2 separate regions of the Homo sapiens genome follow, and region 1 is linked to region 2. Evidence: read pairs that join two places in POLR2A ChIA-PET (ENCODE). Cell type or tissue: CD4-positive, alpha-beta T cell. All regions are shown on one strand.

Region 1 (4,000 bases), 190 kb after region 2:
AGAGAGGTAGGTTAATGGGTACAAACATATGGTTAGATGAAAGGAATAAGTTCTAATGTTTGATAGCAATAGTAAGGTGACTATGGTCAGCAACAATGTATTATATATTTCAAATTGGCTAGTAAACTTGAAATGTTCCCAACACAGAAATGATAAATACTCAAGGTGATAGATACCAGAATACTCTGGCTGAATCATTACGCATTCTACATATATAACAAAATATCATATGTATCCTATAAATATATAAAACATTATATATCAATTTTTAAAATCCATGAAGCATTAGTTTGGTGACTGTAGAAATAAGTTTTTATCAGCATACTGAAAGTATTATTTATATAAGTGAAGTGGAAATGTCAAATTTCCAATGCATTTCTCCCATCTCCCATTTGTACTGTCAAGTTCTACATGCCTTTTCTTCAACCCTAGGAGGGCTACTGGAGGAAATGGTATTAAAAAAAACTGAAGAAATAATCTCAGTGCTTAGCATAGTGCCTGTTAAGTAGCAGATGCTCTGCAAATGTCTGCTCACTGACTAAGCATAACATTAATGATGCCAAATTCATATATCAAAGGATTTGAAGAATTATGCAGATATTAAAGTCCCTTTAGCATTAGGCTAAAATCAGGACAGGAAGTTTTAATTTTAATTTTAGCCTCCTTTCTTATATTATGCATTAGATTTCTTTTTTTTTTTTGAGATGGAGTCTCACTCTGTCGCCCAGGCTGGAGTGCAGTAGCACAATCTCAGCTCACTGCAAGCTCTGCCTCCCAGGTTCATGCCATTCTCCCACCTCAGCCTCCCGAGTAGCTGGGGACTACAGGCGCCTGCCACCACGCCCAGCTAATTTTTTGTATTTTTAGTAGAGACGGGGTTTCACCATTCACAGGATGGTCTTGATCTCCTGACCTCGTGATCTGCCCACTCAGCCTCCCAAAGTGCTGGGATTACAGGCGTGAGCCACCGTGCCCGGCCATTATGCATTAGATTTCTTAGTCATAATTCTAGTTCAATCCCTATTCAAAGAATGAATTCTCATCTTAAACAGAACTCAGGAGAAATAAATTGATGAAAAAAAAAAAAACCAGTACTAACCTAAGACAACACAAATTCACATATACAACTTAATATATTAAAGACCTTCTGTACTGGAAGGCAGGTGGCTGTAGCATTTGATAAGCTAATTCTAATATTACAATGCCAGTTGTGGTAGGGATTGGATTCGTGACACAACTGGACAGGACCTATGCTGTAAAGTTTACATCAGAATTTAAATTTCCATTTACTTAGGTATATGTTCACCATGACTGTTACTTATTAAGGTAAAGAACAATGTTTAACAATGCAATACCTGATGCTCTAATTGTTTTTGTCGTCGTCTGTCTCGTTCCTCAATCTGAGCTGGGTCCAAGAGAGCAGTCATAGAACGGAGAAAGCTGGCAAGATACATACATTAGCTATTCAAAACCTCAAAAAGGTAGATTCAACAAGCTAAATCATTTTTGTTTGGGATAAATCTACTAATTATTTCTATTTCAAAGACAAATACCAAACCTGAAACCAATTAGACATAACAACAGTCTTACTAAAGCACACAGACTTTCTGAAAAGTCAATAAATACATAAGCATGAACTTACTTTGTTTTCTTACTGTTTGCCATAACCACATCCTTAATAGGTTTTGCTATATGCTCCTCCTCTGAAGGTTCAACCTGGCTTCCGGTTGTAGGTGTACAAACACTGCTGACATCAGCCAGCTCCTGAGTGTCAGGAGAGACACAGAAGTACTCAGGTTGTTTGTGTGTTGACTGAGAGAACAGCTGAGATTGAGAACCAGGATAACTCTTTAATGAATCAAAGTGCATTGCCCATCTGTCATGTTCCTCACCCTAATGATGACAAATAAGAATTGCTAAGAATTTTTCCAATTATTCTCATATATAATTCTAAATGACAACCAAAGATGATTTCTAAAAGTCACCTTAGAGCAGAATAAGCATCATAAAAATTAACAAGACTGTACTGTTTAGAGTCCTTATACATATAGATCACTAGCTTTGAAAATTTGAGAAATTCAAAGAATTAGGAAATTTCTAAAAAGTTGTAAGAAGCTATGCAACATCACATAATGCATTCAATGAAACAGGTTCACATGGGCAAATGTGGAATAAATGGAATATTCTGGTCTTGTCAAGAGTTTCAGAATACTTCTAGTTTTAATTGATTAAAGACTTTGATTTTATTTTTTCTTTTATAGCCACAAAACCTCATAAGTTACCTTTGAATATATAATTTTTTCCTCTATTTTTCTTTGACGGTCATCTTCTATTTGCTTATTCAACTCTTCAATCCATTTTCTTTGCAGTTCTTGTTTCACAGCACTGAAAGGGTGCTCCAGCAGTACTGTTTCCTAAACAACAGCCATAAAAGCCATCTAAAGTTCAGTTCTCTTTTTCTAATCACTTAATATGTGCAAATCTTGCCAAAGTAACATACAGATTTAATCCACTGAGGCATTTATCTGTAAGAGGAGCAATAACTTCAAACGAATTTGAATTCAAAGAATTAAGTAGATATATTCTGATTCTCAGAATCATATTTTAAATATACTAGATCAGAGATATATAATAAGATATCTAAGTGTAAGGGAAGGGAATTTTCTAATGAAAAACAGAAAATTCTTTCTCCAAAACAATTAAAAGACTTTCAAAATTCAGCTGGATGCAGCAGCTCATGACTATAATCCCAGCATGTTGGGAGGCTGACATGGGCAGATCACTTGAGCCCAGGAGTTCAAGGCCAGCCCCTGGCCAACATGGCAAAATCTCATCTCTACTGAAAAAAAAAAAAAAAATTAGCCAGCTGTGGTGGTGCATGTCTGTAATCCCAGCTACTTGAGAGGCTGAGACACAAATCACTTGAACCCGGGAGGTGGAGGTTGTAGTGAGCTGAAATCATGCCACTGCACTCCAGCATGGGCAACAGAGTGAGACCCTGTCTCAAAAATATTGTTTTTCAAAATTCTAAGTCTCTTTTAGAGGCTGAAAGAGTTATTAATTTAAAACAGATGAATATTGTTTTACATTTGGCTTTGGAATACAACATTTGGAATATTGTCTTTGGACCAAGAACAAGGAGAATATAGAAAGATGTGTGAGAGCAAGAGACTTTCCCTATTGAATCATGTCTCTCTCTAGGAGAACCTCTGTCTTCTAGGTTTCTGCTACTACAGCTCTATCACAGCCTATGATGTTTCAATAACAAAAATATACTGTGTCCAGAACGAGTCTTTGAATCTTAAGGAAAAAGTAAAAAATGAAAACAGTAGCATAAAAGTTTGCTGCCACTTTAATTGATGAGTTTAGGATACTCTTTTAAAAAAGGAAAAAAATATATTCTACTCAAATTCTTCTGAAATGCAACAGGCAAACAACAAAACATTTCATTACATGAAATAACTACAAGACATAATTAAGAAAAACTGTTTGACAGAATCCTACAATGACGATATACCTCACAATGTTACTTTCTTCCCTTGTTTTTACCAGAAAAGATCACAAAGCTCATAGTTTACAACTCACTGTTTTGATCAGAAGAAATATTTATACAAAAAGTAAAGATCCTTCTATCTCAGGTCCTCCTACATTCTAACCAGATTAAAAACCATCCAACTTATTTAAGTCTAAAACAATCACTTCAAAAGGAACATTATCTTTAGGTAAAAGATTTAACAATTTTTATACCTCAAGAAATGTTTTAGAGGTCAAAATGGGAAAAGAAAAACGAGCATTGTCCAACCTGTGGCCCAAGACAGCTTTGAATGTGGCCCAACACAAATTTGTAAACTTCCTTAAAACATTATGAAAGTGTTTTGCAATTTTTTTTAAGTTTATCAGCTATCACAGTGTTAGTTTATTTCATCTGTTGCCCAAGACCGTTTTTCTTCTTGCAGTGTGACCCAGGGAAGCTAAAAGAGTGGATGCTGTATATTTGTTT
Region 2 (4,000 bases):
GAACGACAGATGGATGAGAAAGAGAGAGGACTTTTCTGTGGTTCTGTGTGGTCCTTTCTTGGTTACACATTATTTTTGTGAAGTTTCACCTTGCACATCCGACATGGGTTGAATGACCAGAGTTCCTCTCATTGCCTAATTCCAGACAGTATTGGGATCTGGCAAGACTGGAGACCAGCTCTTCTAGCCCATAATTCAGCAGTGTTGGTGGCAGTGGGCGGGTGGGAGGATAATGCAAACCTCAAGACCCATCTATAAGGACCCAAGATTAGGACTTGGGTCCTTATCTTGAGATTTTACTGCTTTCCTTTCTTCCAATATAGCCTTGAATCCTGCCAGACCACCGCTAGTTTTGCCGTATCCAGCCAGAGCTTGACTAAACAGATGATAAAACCACAGGAAGAAAAGGAAGGCAGGAATATGGCATCAAAATACATGGTCTCGTAGCAGCCTCAGTGGCCAGAGCAGTTATTGGTATGATTCTGGCAGGTGACGTGGAACTCTAGCTTTGTCCCTGGAAGGATCAAGGCAAAATCCAGTGCTGCAGGGAATAGAAGAGGGCAGGGGCGCAGGCTGGCAGAGAGACCATGCCTCTCCCAGGACAACAGAAATAAGGACAATACTCTGATATTTACTGAGGACTAACAGGCGGGTGTCTGCCAAGCATATTATACACCTAGTCTCCTGTGATCCTCCCAACAACTCTGTGAGAAGGTAGGAGAGTCATCTTCACTTCACAGTAGAGGAAACTAGCTTATAGAGGTTATATTTTGGGCCCAAGGTCGTAGGGTATTGCACTCTGACCAGACAGGTTGGCTCATATTTTATCCTTAGATCCTTTGCAAAGAATCAATGCACTCTTTGGGCCAGAGTGATAAGAACTTTGTCACTTGCTGCAGAGGCATTCAGATTATTCCTAAGCTCTGAGAGAGCCCAGAAAATGTCCTTAAAGAAGCAGGAATGGAACTCCAGTGGCATCCTTTTCCTCCTTCTCCAACCCCACCCAAGGGGAAGCGAGGGAATCCCTTTTACAGTGATAAACAAATGCAGAACATATATTCCACCCAAAGGTTTCCAAGAAGTCAGTAGGAAATGACTGACTCCGGAACCCCAAAGTCACAGAGACTGTCCTCTGGACCCCGTGGCTGTGACCAGGAGATCTTTTCTACCTCTGGGTGCCTCGTTGTGTGACCAGGAGACCTTTTCTACCTCTGGGTGCCTTGTTGGCATCATCCAACCAGGGATGTCCAGCCCCATTTTCCAGACCGGCGGATGGGTGTGGCATTATAGGCACGTTATTTCTGTGGCATTCTTGCCAAAAATGCATAACCTGATGTGAGAAAACATCCTCCGGGCCCATGGCTGGCCTTCCCATAAGGGCCACAGAGACTTGATGCTGCTGGCAACTCTCCTAATTTTTAAGGAGGTTGAACTCTTTAAAGTTCTCCAGCTCTGAGCATCTGGCCCTTTCTGCCTCAGAAGGCAGATGTGGAGCCAGGGACCGCAGAGAGAGCTAAATATTTGGCTTCCTCTTTCTCTGAAGGTCTGTAGCATCATGTCTGGGCATGACCAAGATGAGTTTCAGGCAGTGGGGGCTGGTGTTTGCTAAAAGGAACTTAACAGGGGTGTGGGTGTGCAGTTCTCCCTCTGCCCAAGGTTAAGTAATAGTAACATCCTGTGTAAAGAGAATTGAATGTGGTTTTCTGCTAAACTTCAATGTTTTAGGGCTGTTTATTAGATGTGTTTAATCTTGGGCCAATTTAACCAGTAGCAGACTAATAAAATAACAGATTTGGGCTTGCTGCCAGGACAAATGTTGACTTACCCTTATAATGTTGACTAAAACGAGTAACTTTGAAAGTTATTGCAGAGTGAAACCTTAGCCAGAAATACAGCGTCTGAAACAGTGGTTTTGTTTTATTTTACTGGCTCTGCTTAGAGATTATGTTTGTAACCTAGGCTGCTGCCTGCTTCACCTCTCAGAGTCCTGTATTTTACTGAATTATTTCCCAAGGCTCTTTTTTTCAGCCCATAAACCTTCACTCAGCAAAAATGAATTTCCCCATGGCAGGCAAGTAGGAGAGGTTACTTTTCCAATGTGGGGGCAAAAACTCAGTGGTACCAAGAAGAATGAAGGTAATGACTTGCTTGAGTCTTCTCTCAGAAACAAAATGGTATGCCATGAACATTCACCCTCTCCAAATTTGTAGTAAAATTAATTGCTTCTCCCGGGTGTACCGGAAGAAATCCATCTCGCTTGCCGCCTACCCCCACCTTTCCTTCATTTTGCCATGCAGTTTATTACAAACACTAGAGAGCTATAGTATTTTGCTACCATGTGTTTTGGACTTGAAGGAAACAGGGGAGGCCAGGAGGAAATGAAGCTAGGAGGACTACAGAAATTGTCATAAAGTGTGATTTCTTTCTACCCCTGTTTTTTTAATTTGTGTTTTATAGGAAGCTGGTTTGGGCAGGGCCTCTGAGCATGGTTTCAGAGGCTCCTGCCAGCATTGTGTGAGCTCAGCCAACTGCCAACTGTCCTCCTTATACCTCTCCCTTATTCAAGGCTCCCCCGAAAGCAACCACCTCACAGGGAGACTTTGGCCAAGAAGCCATAGGTGCTGAATCTGCTTTTGGTGCTGACTGGCTCAGGCAGACAGAGCTTGATATACAGAGAATAAACGTCATCCCTCTAACATTAATATGTTCAGTTTTATGTACCTGAGAGTTGATGGTTTAATTTGTGGGTTTGCCCAGACTCTCTTGCGACTTCTCTCATCATCTGCTCTTTAGCACTTCCATGAGACGGGGCAAGAGATTGTTGGAGTCTCAATCCAGCAGCCCGAAAGCCTGTCTGCAGCTTGGGTTTGAGACTGAACTAACTCAGGGTGTTTTGTGGATTTTAGTTATCCAGGCTGTCCCTGTTCCCTCATTAACAAAAACAAAACAAACCCCAGCTTTTTTTTTTTTTTTAAGAAGGAAATTGGGATCTTTTCCTCATAGCACCTTATCTTAATATGGAGGAAAGAGTTGAGCCATTTTATCAAAAAGGAAATCAAATCCCCCTTGGATGCCTAATGTGAGGCAACTGGCAACCAAACTCACGGCCGGAGAAAACAAACACAAGAATGTGGCTTCCATGTTTGAGATTAGCCAAGACAAAGATAGCAGGGATGCCTCCCGGAACAGTTCCTGGTGGTTTGTCAAAGTCCACAAAGCTTGCAGTCCCTTTGTTGAAATCACTGATAAGCATACAAGAGGAAAATTATAGTTCTGAGTTTGAAGACCTTTTCTCACCTTGGGGGTTAAAAACCAATAATTCTGAAACACATTTGGCCTAATCAATGAAGTCAGGTTTCCGTTGGGATTTGGGCCTCATTATTTGTCTTTCATCTTCTGGGAACAGATGACACCAGGTCAGTTAGCTCTGTGCCAGGGGAAAAAAAGAACAGAAAAAATATTTCAATGGAAATTTTAGAATTAGGAACAATTATTTCATTATTATTATCTTTTTCTATTTCCAAAAAAATAAGATGAAGAGTCATTTGCAAGCTCCAAGGCAGCTCCCCTTTCTGTACCCACAGTCTTACTCCTCCTTTGCTCAGGCAGCTCTATGAAGGCCTCCTCAGTGCTGCATATGTGCCCTACGTTCCTGTGTTGTCCACCGCACCATGCCCTGCCTTCCAGCCACCCCACCTGCTCCTTCCTTGCCAGCTCCACCTGACACTGACTCTCTTGACTCTTTGTGGCTCAACCTTCTGATTCTCCCTATTCAGCTGGGAGACATTCCCCACAACAGTGACACCTGTATACTTCAATTAAGGCCACTTTGCACATACTGAGTAAACACTCCCTAAATTGGGCTAAGAAGAATGCACAAAGTCACAAAGTCCTCCAAACTATGTGTTAGTTACAAAGAGAATAATATTAACTTTACAGTGGAGAAATCCAGCAGACACCACCTGTGTTAGTTTCTTATGACTGCTATAACAAAGTACCA

What was found. ChIA-PET counts read pairs that join two places held together with the same protein. Peaks named below come from ENCODE experiments on the same cell type or tissue, not always from the same donor. Only the 100,000 strongest peaks of a DNase experiment are listed, where the experiment ranks them.
Region 1: POLR2A ChIA-PET joins it to region 2 with 5 read pairs; 1 of 35 experiments calls an interaction of 5 or more read pairs at or near these places.

Annotation. Positions count from the first base shown.
Region 1 is chr3:56,591,384-56,595,383 of GRCh38, reverse strand. CCDC66 (coiled-coil domain containing 66) reads right to left here. Exons shown (of 18, transcript NM_001141947.3): 8 at 2,283-2,414; 9 at 1,643-1,893; 10 at 1,356-1,440. Among named protein-coding and RNA genes, the nearest start is that of CCDC66, 36 kb to the right of the region's middle. In CD4-positive, alpha-beta T cell, no CTCF peak of the experiment used is centred here; a DNase peak (open chromatin) is centred at 1,723; H3K4me3 peaks cover 875 bases; H3K27ac peaks cover 3,463 bases.
Region 2 is chr3:56,781,623-56,785,622 of GRCh38, reverse strand. All of the region lies in intron 1 of ARHGEF3 (Rho guanine nucleotide exchange factor 3), which reads left to right. Among named protein-coding and RNA genes, the nearest start is that of ARHGEF3, 18 kb to the left of the region's middle. RefSeq lists an enhancer at 1,420-1,819. In CD4-positive, alpha-beta T cell, no CTCF peak of the experiment used is centred here; DNase peaks (open chromatin) are centred at 1,572 and 2,602; H3K4me3 peaks cover 1,954 bases; H3K27ac peaks cover 4,000 bases.